2 separate regions of the Homo sapiens genome follow, and region 1 is linked to region 2. A link is a contact called in ENCODE Hi-C or POLR2A ChIA-PET data. All regions are on one chromosome and are shown on one strand. Each heading gives the region's core, a stretch centred on a gene start or an enhancer-like site at or near the end of the contact. The rest is flanking DNA. Distances are from core to core; before and after follow the strand shown.

What was found. A loop is a pair of places that touch in the nucleus more often than their neighbours do. ChIA-PET counts read pairs that join two places held with the same protein, here RNA polymerase II (POLR2A). Pooled maps may share reads with other maps.
Region 1: a map of naive thymus-derived CD4-positive, alpha-beta T cell shows a loop between it and region 2 (6-fold over the local background). The contact joins the promoter of KIF4A here to the promoter of EDA in region 2. A Hi-C loop is called at or near these places in 1 of 168 maps with a recorded cell type or tissue (naive thymus-derived CD4-positive, alpha-beta T cell) and 11 of 50 pooled maps. POLR2A ChIA-PET finds 5 or more read pairs at or near these places in 1 of 52 experiments (activated CD4-positive, alpha-beta T cell).

What each region holds. Positions count from the first base shown.
Region 1 is chrX:70,286,778-70,293,012 of GRCh38, reverse strand. It overlaps KIF4A (kinesin family member 4A), which reads right to left and starts at 2,909. Exons shown (of 31, transcript NM_012310.5): 1 at 2,863-2,909; 2 at 2,435-2,575; 3 at 2,208-2,322. The coding sequence starts at 2,554. PDZD11 (PDZ domain containing 11) reads left to right here and starts at 3,086. Exons shown (of 7, transcript NM_016484.5): 1 at 3,086-3,153; 2 at 3,659-3,758; 3 at 4,500-4,583; 4 at 4,840-4,896; 5 at 5,183-5,281; 6 at 5,677-5,737; 7 at 5,897-6,235. The coding sequence starts at 3,672. The coding sequence ends at 5,931. RefSeq lists a silencer at 2,929-3,108.
Region 2 is chrX:69,612,678-69,618,616 of GRCh38, reverse strand. EDA (ectodysplasin A) reads right to left here and starts at 2,504. Exons shown (of 8, transcript NM_001399.5): 1 at 1,913-2,504. The coding sequence starts at 2,308. RefSeq lists a silencer at 2,557-2,676.

The DNA of each region.
Region 1 (6,235 bases), core at 1,660-4,159, 670 kb before region 2:
TTACAAAATACTTAGGGCTCTGTGGTACCAGGAGTTCAGAGTACAAGAGGGTGCTGTTGAGCTGACTATAAAAAATATTGACTTTGTTTTTGCAACCAAGGGTAATGTTAAGCAAACACATGTATATTGGAATCACTTTCTACTTTATGTTGCCTTTAAAGAACATAATTTAATTCTATCAGTTTCCCAAGTTAAGAATGTAAAAGTAGAACTGTGGTGCTCTTACTAAGCTGTGGAGGTATAGCCTGAGGAATCTGACCAGATAGTGCAGGGTCTGAAAAGCATATTGTTTCAGGAATGGCTAAAGGAAAGGCGGGGATAATTGAAGAGAATTAGGTAGAAACACTTAACGGTTTTCCAAATACTGTATGTAAAAAGGAAAAAGATTATAGTGGAGAAGCCCAGCAGATTAACACCTTAATCAAATGATCAAAATGAACATCAGTAGTAATAGAATAAATCAAAATCATGTGCTGCCCAATAGGCTTCAGTGAGAAGAAAACAGCACCACTTCTGTGATATTCCTGCTAAAAGATACACAACCTGAATCTAATCATAAGTAAATGCCAGACAAAACAATATTGAGAAAAGGTTTACAAAATAACTGGCCTGTAATCTTCAAAGTGTCAAACTCATAAAAGTCAAAAAAAGACTAAAGAACTGTTTTAGAATGGAGACTAAAGAGACAGCAAAACTAAATAAAACGTGATTTTGAACTAGATCTTTTTGCCATAAAATATTTACTGGGACAATTGGTGAAACTTGAATGGGGTTTCAGGAATAGATGGTAGTAATGTAGCAGTGCAAATTTTATTGTTTTGATGGTTGTATTGTGGTAACTTAGAAGAAAGTCCTTTTTTGTAGGAAATATACACTAAAGTATGGGGGGTTATCAGGCCAATGATTCATCTCAAATGGTTCAGGGAAAAAATGTTTTTTATGCTGTTCTTGCAACATTCTATACGTTTGAAATTATTGCATTAATATCTTAAAATTTTGAAACAAAAATTTCAGTGTTCCTTGAGCCATATCATTAAACAAAAAAACGTGAAAAAATATGTGAATAGCTGTTGCCTAGAAGAAGGCTTCTAAAGGAATGAACTAACATCACTGGGTAGAAATTACCAGGAAGCAAATTTCATCTCATTATAAAGATCTTTATAACATAATTAGACTTGTCCAAAACCCAAATCTCAACTGGACTACCTGTGAGTCAGTGAGTTCCCTGTCAAAAAAATTTTAGACACTGGCAGTTCACCTAACAGATATTGTTAGAACGCATTTTTCTTTGGATGAAAAACAAACTAGATGATATACAAATGTCTCTTTCAACTTTAAGGCACTAGCATGCCATGATTCTACTTCTTTTAAACGAACCTCTGTTTTGAATCTTGAATAACCACTGTATTAGAATAATAATTAGACATCTCTCAGGCACTGCTCCCTTCTTTAGAACCCTGCTATGGTCCTCAACAGCATTAAAGACTTAGCTTCCCCAGTAAAGATTATTAACTGGTGATAGTATTCAGAGGCTTTAGGCACTCCCCTTCTCCACCTAAAAGAAGTATACTCATTATTCAAGACCCATCTCAAAGTTTTCCCACTCTGTGAAATTCACCCCAAATTCCCCAAGCAGAGTTAGAGCCATCCTTTTGTTTTTCATACCACTTTGTATGAGAGCAGAGCTACTACTTCCATAGGACTGACTCTGTTGTATATTTTTAACTTGAAAAATTTTTCTTCTAAAAGATAGGTACAAAAAATTTAAAAATTTTTATATATTCAAAATTATTTATGTAGTCATCTATCTCCATTCCTATCCCCTGGACTTTGAACTCCTTCAGGGCCTCGAAGCTATATTATTTATCACCTGAATCCCTCAACAAGCTTTGCAGTGCCTGGGCCTCAAGTAGGTTGGCACACTTATCACCATCAGCAACCACCACAGAGTTTATAATCTAATGAAGTTCCAGGATAAACAAACATATACAAGTCAAAGATGAACAGAACCACATAAAGCAAATACAGAATAAAACTAGCTTCAAGGGTACAGAGACGTTGACAAATGTTATTAGGCTAAGGGCTTCTTGAAGGCAGGAATCATGATTCATCGATTCCTGTATTTGCAGTGCCCAAGCACAGTGCTTGGCACATAGTATATGCTCAAGGAATATATATGTTACGTTCGAGGAATCAAATCGCCTTACCTTTAAATACACCTTTTATGAGTGGCGCTACTGCTGTATTGAAGACTTCTTCCTGTTCAGTAGAGGGATCAAATACAAAATCGTAGGTGAAGGATTTATCTGTACCAACCACCACCTAGAGAAGGCACGGGACAAGGCGTAAGGTTAAAAATGAAAGGCAAGACCACACCCCTCGTTACCATTTGGCCCCAGCTGTTCAGACACAGGCTCTGGACTCTGCTACGCACCTGAGGCTCTCCGGGCACGAAGGAAAGGCACATCTGGCAGCCCTCGCTAATCTCTTTGGGGACCAGAGGGCGACAACGCAGCGCCACTCTTACGGGAATTCCCTTCACCTCTTCCTTCATGATCCTATCTCAGCACCGTCTCTGCGAGGGGGAAAAAGAAGGCTCGCTGATGAATGTTAGTAGGTCAGCAGGGGTGGGAGGGCGTCCTCCCCGGTTCCGACCCTCCTCAGCGGGAACACTGACTTGGGAGATTCACGCTCCATGACTTGGCCAGGGCTGGACCGCCCGTCAGCCCTGCACTCTAAAGAGAGTGCACGGGCTTCTGAAAGGCAAAGAAAAAACTCCAACGGGGACGGCGACAAAGAACCAAAGCCCTAGGGTACTGGGTAAAAACAGGTTCTGAGCTAAGGTGTGCCCCCGTAACTCACCAAACTAAATGTCCCTTCCCCGTTCTCCCTGGGCCTCCCGCCGCCCTGTCCCAGCCGGAGCTTTAACCGCCAAGTTTCAAATCCGTCCCGGAGACGCCAACCAATTGCAGTGCGGACTGCCCGAGGGCGGAGCGCGCACGTCGGCGCGCGCAGGCCGGCGCGGTGGGAAGGGGAGGGTCAGCTCGTTGCACCCTGGCCCGGCCTCTTTTCGACCCTGCGGAGCATCCGCTTCCGGTTCCCAGACTGAATTGTCAGTGAGCGGAGTCTGAGGTCGCTGTGGACTGCCCACTGGTGAGGTGGTGCGGCGTTTATGCGGCTGAGAGTGCGGGTCTCAGGCAGAATGTGGGGCGGGGACGTGGGAGGTGGCTGGTCAGGTGAAGGAAGGGTCGATCTAAGGACCCTACCATTACTAATCACATCTAGGAAATGTGGGGCGGTGCCTTGCCCCGAGTCCCTGCGGATAGTTAACACTCCCTTGGGCTTCGAAAGTAGATCTTTTTAGACTCGACCCTGATTTCCTCTTCTCCAGGTTTGAGACGGTAACATCTGTTTTGCAGGATTGTGAAAAATGAGGTCCTCTTTCTAGAGTACCTGACAGGTTGCTTGGCATCCAGAAGATGTTTAGCTAAGTTAAGAGTTTTCTTCTGTCTTCCTTCTCTCCTCCAACCTTAACACCTAGATATGGGCTGGGCCTGTAGACTGACTGCCTTGGAATGGGTTGGAGCTGCTGTCTGAAACTTGCTGGGCTGCTCTCCCTTTTGAACCACTTTTTGTCTGTTCTGATTCACTCTTCCAGGGCCTTGCCCGAGATGGACAGCCGGATTCCTTATGATGACTACCCGGTGGTTTTCTTGCCTGCCTATGAGAATCCTCCAGCATGGATTCCTCCTCATGAGGTGGGAACCATCTGTATTCCTGAGTAGGAGATTTTTTTCCCCGTGGGCATGAGATGATGCATGAAAGGTAGGATAGCAGGGTTAGAAGGCGAAACGGAGAGTGAATCTTAGCACTTGTAGCCAGAGGACCCAGAAGCTGGATTCTGAGCAACAGGACCCATTGGGAACTTCTTTATGGAAGCCTCCTGCTAGGGTCTGTTCACACCGGTTAATTCTGGAAATTTGGAGCCTTCATTTCCATACTGTTAAGAGGTTCAGCGCGGTGGCTCATGCCTGTAATCCCAGCACTTTGGGAGGCCGAAACAGGCGGATCACCTGAGGTTGGGAGTTCGAGACCAGCCTGACCAACATGGAGAAACCGCGTCTCTACTAAAAATACAAAATTAGCCGGGCGTGGTGGCACATGCCTGTAATCCCAGCTACTAGGGAGGCTGAGGCGGGAGAATTGCTTGAACCTGGGAGGCAGAGGTTGCGGTGAGCTGAGATTGAGCCATTGCACTCCAGCCTGGGCAACAAGAGCAAAACTCCATCTCAAAAAAAAAAAAAAAAGGTGAAGAAATGGGGAGCTACTGGGCTGCCCCAGTGCTATCCATCTACTCATTTAGTCTGTGTTATCTGTTCTACTTAAATTAAGTCTATGACCTTTCCTTTTCCTGACTTCAGGGTAATTCATTAGTGTTTCAGATGAAGGTAGGTGTGAAGTAAGACTGGTAAAATTTCTGGGGTTGCTGTGTCTTGCAGAGGGTACACCACCCGGACTACAACAATGAGTTGACCCAGTTTCTGCCCCGAACCATCACACTGAAGAAGCCTCCTGGAGCTCAGGTGAACTTATGAAACCTTATTTCAGGCTAGATTCATCCATACCACAAATTGGCAGTGTTGGGGGGATGGATTGGAAAGCAGGTGCAGATGTGAGGAAACTTTCCTTCTTGTGGACAGAAAAGCTGAGATAACACTTCTGCAACTTCTGACTTTCCTCTCAGGGACACACAAGCTGAGCTATTGTACGATGATGCTACTAGTTGTTCTTGTGTTTGTGGTCTCCATTGAGCCCCCATTCTGTGCTCTTGTCTTACAGTTGGGATTTAACATCCGAGGAGGAAAGGCCTCCCAGCTAGGCATCTTCATCTCCAAGGTATTTATGCCCAGTAGGCAATATGGATCGTTACTTCCCTTTGTTAAATTAACAGATTGCAGAACCCTAATGTCCCAAGGGCTGAGAGGATGACTCTGGATTCATAGAAGGGGTATAATGGAGACACCCCCTTTCCCACTTAAAACTTTTCATTTGGCAGGCCATCTGTCTGCATACATTGTCACAGAAAAACAATAGCACCATACATTTGAATAGCACCGAATTTCACTGACAGTCTTCTGAAATTATCGCATCCCAATCACATGTATTCTCTCTTTACCAACAGGTGATTCCTGACTCTGATGCACATAGAGCAGGACTGCAGGAAGGGGACCAAGTTCTAGCTGTGAATGATGTGGATTTCCAAGATATTGAGCACAGCAAGGTGAGCACAGTACTTGGGCTGTGGTGCTGCAAGAAGCCATCTCAAATAGGACAGATTGGACAGGAGTAGCCTAATCTGTAACTTAATAAGAAAGCATTTTGCTGGGCACTGTGGTACACGCCTGTAATCCCAGCTACTTAGGAGGCTGAGGCGGGAGGATCACTTGAGCCCAGGAATTTAAGACCAGCCCAGGCAACGCAGCAAGACCCTGTCTCAAAACAAACAAACAAACAAACAAAAAGAGAGAGAGAAAGTAAGCACCTCTCCTGGGAAAGTACAGGAGGGAAGCAGCTATTAGTGACACACAGGTTGGAGTGGCAAATCCCTTTCCCCCTATTATGATTCTGTCTTGGGTCATATCTCTTCATTTGTACAAGCTGCTGTGTTCCTTCCAGGCTGTTGAGATCCTGAAGACAGCTCGTGAAATCAGCATGCGTGTGCGCTTCTTTCCCTACAGTAAGTGCCACTTTCTTTTTTCACTTTCCTGACAGGGCCCTAAGTAAGAACTCTTTAAATACTGATGACTAGAGGCCCTACAAGTTGGGGATAGGGAATCAGGAGCTCAAGCGTGAAGATAACCTGCTCTGTTCCTCCTTTTCTTCTTCTTTCCTTCAGATTATCATCGCCAAAAAGAGAGGACTGTGCACTAGAAAGTTGCAGCCCACAGCCCTTCATGTGGACTCTGTCATGACATGCTAACTAGACTTCAGGGGAGCCACTTCTGTTTTCAGCCCCTCCCTGGAATAGTGAGTTGGGAGGATGGGGAGACAGCTAACCAACTGCATTACCCAAACCATATTGCACTTTTAGTTCCCTAGTTTTCTAGGTGAGCTTCATTCCCTGAAAGGAGGATGATGATATCTAGGCATAACCTAGCCTGTGAGGAACCTAGTTAGGAAAGACAACTGACATTTATTGAATATCATGCACTAGTCCCTTACATATGTCATATTT
Region 2 (5,939 bases), core at 1,255-3,754:
AGCAACTATCATCCCAGTTTTGACTCTAGTTATGTGACCTTGGGCAAGTCACTTTCCCTTTAGGGCCTATGTTTCCCAAGGGAATCAAACGAAATGGACTCATATAAGCCCTTCATAACTCTAGGAAACTGATTCCAATTGATGTCAACAAATGTAAAGAGCTAGTATCCTTGCTTCTATTGCTCAAAAATATTAAAACAGAAAGAATAAAAGACAGAAGATAGGAAGCTGTGTTTAAATCTAGACAGAACTATTTTAGTGCCACACAAAGGGTAGGTAACTAAATGCCATTATACACCTGTAAGAGTTTCATGCCATCACAGAAACCTTACAGTACAGCTGTTCTGCTAATCCTCAGTCTATAAAAATGGCTCTGTCCATCCTGAATGCCAAAAAGTATTGGCCAACATTTGATTAAAGAAGTTTAATTCTTTCATCTTTTCACAGAATATCAATGTTCAGCTGCTAAATACTTCTGCTGGGCATTGGGGTGTGGGGGGAGTGGCAGTAGATAAATAAAGGAGTCAGAATCCTAGTTAATTATCGTTTAGCTACAATGTTTAAAGTTTCAAGTATGAGAAGCATGTCTGCTGATTCTCTTCTTTGATAAGCTGTTATATAAATTGGAGTGTGCTAGTAAGACATTTTAAGGCTCAGGGCAACTTTACAATGCACATCTTTTTTTTTTTTTTTAAGTATCAGTCCTAACATTACACTATTATCATGAATATGATGTCTCTATCAAGCGTACCACTTTAGATGGGAGGTCAAAGTGGCACAAATAATGTTTACAGAGTTGTGACAATGACTCTGGATGTGGCAGTAAATATAGAAGGCTTGGGTCCCTCACCTCAAGGAACTTATTTGTACAACTTGCTCTCTTCCCTAAGAGGTACAATTTTATTATTATTCTTTAGCCACCTCGAAAGGATCCTTGGATGCTTCTCCTAAGTTTCACATATGGCAACCAAGACAGTATTTACGTTAAGTGAACGAAATTTACTTGAATAAAAAGCTAGAAAGAATAGAATAGAAAACAAACACCAAAGCTAATAGTTTGCTTATTAGGGCACAAACACCATAAAGATTGCAAAAACAAACAAAACTGCTCTTGGGGGACGAGTCCTGAGTAATTATTCCATTGGCAGATTCCCGTTCTCAAGCTAACAGTAGTAAAAGCGCTTCCCACCCACCCTTCCCACCGCACACCTACCCCGCTTAAGAATCAGAACCGGCATGCAAAGGGTGAGTTTTATTTCCATAGATTTTTAAAATTGCTGTTCAGAAGTTGTCTAGCAAGACGGCATATTTCTACCAGAATTCCTCAGGGGCGCTGATCCTCACTAGAACGCCGAGGACAATCAGTCTCAAATTGCAGGTAAGTGTGAACAAGCCCACGTTCTGGTCAGCGCACAAGGACCCGCGCTGAAAATGCGGTTAAAAGTTGTTTCAACGGGCGGGCGTGGAACAGTTATTACAGCTGTTTACAGCTCCAACTCCAAAGGGGAGCCTGCTGGTTCTGGCATCAGCTCTAGACACGAAAAAACAAGCACCGCGGGCAGAGAACCTCATCACGAGCAGAAGGGCCAAGCCGTTAGTCGGCCGGGGGGCAGCGCAGGCACCTCCTCGACGGGAGCGTCGCCAACTTTTCTCGAGGCAGCCCGCAGCCAGGGGCCGCGGGCGCGCGCGAGACTTTCCAAGTCAAGGGGTCCCCAGGGAGTCTGGATTAGCTGGGCCAGGGACCGAAGACAACCTGCCCTGGGCAACTTCTCCCTTGCTCGCCTGGTCCCTCCCTGGTCCTGCCCTCTAAATTGGCTCGAGGTTGCTGAGTGCTCCCAGGCCCCTGTGGCGGAGGGCCCTCGCCCTACCCGCGAGGGGAGGGGGCCGCCGCCGCCCCTACTAGGTGACTCACCTGGTGCCCGTCCTGGGAGTCAGAGTGGAGTGCGGCTTCTCCCGGTTCCAATGGCTGCTGCTTAGGTGACGGCTGCCCAAGGTGACTGGTGATGGGGCTGTCAGGGTCGAGGCCACCGAGGCTGCTTAGGGTGCCAGAGGTGCCAGGGGTGCCCGAGCCGCCAAGGCGGGACTCGGCTCCACGTTCCCGCCGCAACTCCGAGCGCAACTCTAGGTAGCAGCACAACGTCAGCAGGTGGAGGGCCAGCGAGAGGCCAAAGAAACCCAGGAAGAGCAGGCAGCTGTTCCCTTCGCCCGCCCGGGCAGGGGCCCCGCCACACCCGCAGCCCTGGCTCCCTCGCTCCCGCGGCGCTGCTGCAGGCAGGAGTTCCCTGCGCTCCACCTCCGGGTAGCCCATGGCCTCCGGAGACACCCACTCTCTTGAGGCCCGGGAGCCGCTGCGTCTGCCTCAGCCGTTCACGACCTCTGACAGGCGGCTACTGTCCTGCCATCGGCTGGGGGCTGCAGGGACCCGTTCCTGCGCGACAGTGGCTGGGCGGGACGGAGCAGGGAGCAGCCGCATGTGCAGCTCTACTCCGAGGGGTGGGAAAGGGAGGAGGAGGGGCGGGAGAGAGGGGAGGCTCGGCCCGCCGAGGGAATGAAGGAGGAGGTCCCGGCCGACCCCGCCCCATCCCTCAAGCGGCTGCCGGGACGCCCAACCACGGGGCCGCCAAGCCTTGGCGCCCCGCCCCGTGCCGTTCCAGCCGGGCCTCCAGCCGCGGGGCGGGGCCTGGGGGCGTGAGGGTTCGCCTCTGCCTGGCCGCCCCACCCAGCTCTTCCCGCTTGCCCCGTACCAGTTGGTGACTGGCGCTGTCGTTCATCCCTGGGCTCCGCCCCAGTTTAACCCTATAGCGCCAGTACGGGGAGGAAAGGAGGGGGAGGCTAAGAATTTGGGAACCTTGGAAAGAAAGTAGAGCAAAGAAAAGGAGGCAGAAACTAGCATTAATAGAAATGTTTGCAATTAACTGCAGTTGTTAATAACATCATCCAGTACTTATCTGTTGCTTCCAATCTTCAAAGCGTTTAACAGACGTTAAACTAATTAAAACAGCTCTGGGTTTGGAATGAAACCATGCCTGCTGTGTTTGCAATTCAATGGCTCGCCCGAAGAAAAGGAGACCCAGGAGCCTGGGAACTATGGGAATGGGTGGGACTCAAGCAGCCTCACTCCTGGAGTGACTCTGAAGGCTCAATCTAAGTAACAGAGAAGCCGCCCCATGCCAAGCGGAACTGAAATGATGTTGTCCCTTGAAGGGTAAAACAGTCTCCTAGGATTTCTTGATATATTAATTAATTCAACAAATATCTATCGATCCCTGTACAATGCAAAAAATGCTGTATGAGAGCATCCACAGCCAGAATAGATTTCTTCCACTGCAGCAGTTTTGATTGGAGAACGTATGTCTTCAGTGAGTAGACAGGGAAACCGAGGGCCAGAATGAAGTGGATTTGTACAAGTGTGGTCCACAGAATGGCCAGACACTACTGGCATCTTTATTTACAGGCAACTGTTCTGGCCTCTCCACCCCTCCCATCCTTCTCCTGGAGTACTCCCTGGGGGAAGTTCAACAAGTCAGCCAAATGTTCCAGATGTACACTGCTGCAACTGCAGCATCTTCAACAGCTGCACCAATCAGAAACGGGTTCAGATAAAAAAAAAAAAGTGGCAAAAGGCAGAACAATAGACCCTGAAATGAAGGATGGAAAGGATTAAATCAAGAGTCACAATTGACAAGAGTTACTAGTCTGAGATTATAGAAAGCGAAATGACCATAGCAGGGGAACCATGTATGCTTCATAGTCACTACGCACTCTCATTCCGTGTTATTGAGTAATGAATAATTAACAATTTTATTGACTTGCAGCAGGCATCTTGAGTGTCATCATGGAGGCTCAGCAATGCCGGGGGCACTTATGTGTAGGCCTAAGACCTAGGCTGGTGGAAGAGAAGAAAAACATAGATAGAAATAGAAAAGAAGACAAAATAAGAGAAATAAAACACAAAACCAAAAGCATCTGCTGGCAGGTCAGTCCAGAGAGCACAGAGGTCATAAGCCTTAAATATATTAGCCACAGACAACTTTTCTCTGTACACTTTGTGAATGGTCTCAGTGCTTCAAAAACATCTTTGTGTCGTCTCTTTAACCCCTACCCATGAAATATAAAGTTCACAAAGAATATCATCATCCTAGAGCTAAGGGGAAAAAAGGTGTTTAACAGCTGCTCTCAAGTCCTGCTTGTCCAGTCCAGGAATTCTAGATGCTAGGAAAACTGCCAGGCTGATTTACTTTAATTATCACAGCCCGGGATTATTGGAAAGAATGCTAGACCAGGAGTCAGGAGACTTCATCCTGCCACTAGGTTGCTGGGTCCCTCTGAGCAAGTCACTGTGCTTTTTCAGGGCCTTAGTTTCTCCGGCAGTAAAATGAGGAGTTTGAACTTTAACAGCCTTTACACTGTGTTTTGTCTGTGTTGTCACTGGCCATGTTGACTTTCTTGCATACACAGTTTAAACAGGCTGCCCTTTCTTCCTCTAAAATGAAAAGGAAACAAATGACAGCCATCTCCTGGTGGTGATGGTGATGCTCAGGGGCCACACTGGTCTCACCTTACCATGTTCTACCAGGCTTGACTGAGACTCTGGATTACACCATTGCCCTCAGAAGCCCTGAGGGTTGCATTTGACCTGGGACCTCTCTTTGCTTCCCCAGAGAAAGAACATGTGTCATCATATGCAGTAGAAATGTTGGAATGGGGCAATCCAGAGAGGAATGTATGTGGTTATTTTTTAAGTGTTTTAAAGTTTTGTTTCAGTTAGCTTCTATGCTTCCATACGTATCCTGTCCCCTAAAGCACAGGTCTCAATGACAGCCTGCAGGCCACATCCAGCAAACAGATGTGTTGTGTTCGGTGCAGTATCAACTAAACCTTTGAATTAAAAAAAAAAAAAAGCAATTGTCAGCTATTGGAACTCTGGAGATTTCACATTTTTAAAAAATCCAGATTTCCTGCTTTTCTGTTAAAAAACCAGAAGACCCTATAACTCTGGATTCACATTCCCATGTGGCTACACTCAGCTAGAACTGTCTCCTTGAAATAAGCATGAACAATCAAGTTCCACAGCCATCACCACCTCTTTCTTCTATCCTTCATTACTGTCCTTGTCACTCATTCACCTTACCTCTTTGATCCCAGGTACTACGGGAGACAAGATATAAGCTCCTTAACATGCCCTCTAGTCTGTCTCTCCAACATTATCTTCCACCATTTTACAAGGAAGTCATGCTTGCACACTACTAAATTTGCTGACACTTCTCACACCACCGTGCCTTTGAACAAACTAGTTTCTTTGTCAAGATTGCCCCTACCTTAGAAACCTGATAAATTCTTCAAGAATCAATTCACATGTTCTGTCTGGTATGGCCCCACAACTCACTCCAACCAGACTTCCTTTGTGCTTTCATTGCACCCTGAGCATACTTTGATGATATCACTTACCACACTGCATTTTGAATGTTTCACATGGATTTCTTACCACTAAACTATGAGCTCCTTGATGGTAAGAATTGTGTCCTTTCTATTTTGCTATTTCTAATCTCTAGCATAGCACCTACCACATAGTAGGCACCAATATTGTTTTATTTTGATATTTCTAATACCTAGCATGGCACCTACCACATAGTAGGCACCAATATTGTTTGTCAAATGAATAAGACATGAAGTCACTCACGGTAACTTAGACTACCTAGAATTCCAAAAAGGGAACTTGTCCAAGGGATGCCTGTCCGTACCACTTATGAAACATTTCCTGGGTGAAGAGCTACATGATACATTATGGAAAGTTACAAAGGAAATAGAACCAAATGAAAATTGTGAAATTATCCTCTTACTTGTGCTGCTATGGAAGTTGTGAGTAATCCAGAAAAATAAATAATCCAGAAATTAAAATATAGTTGGTTTGTAATATTTCACTGACCTGTCTGTCTCAT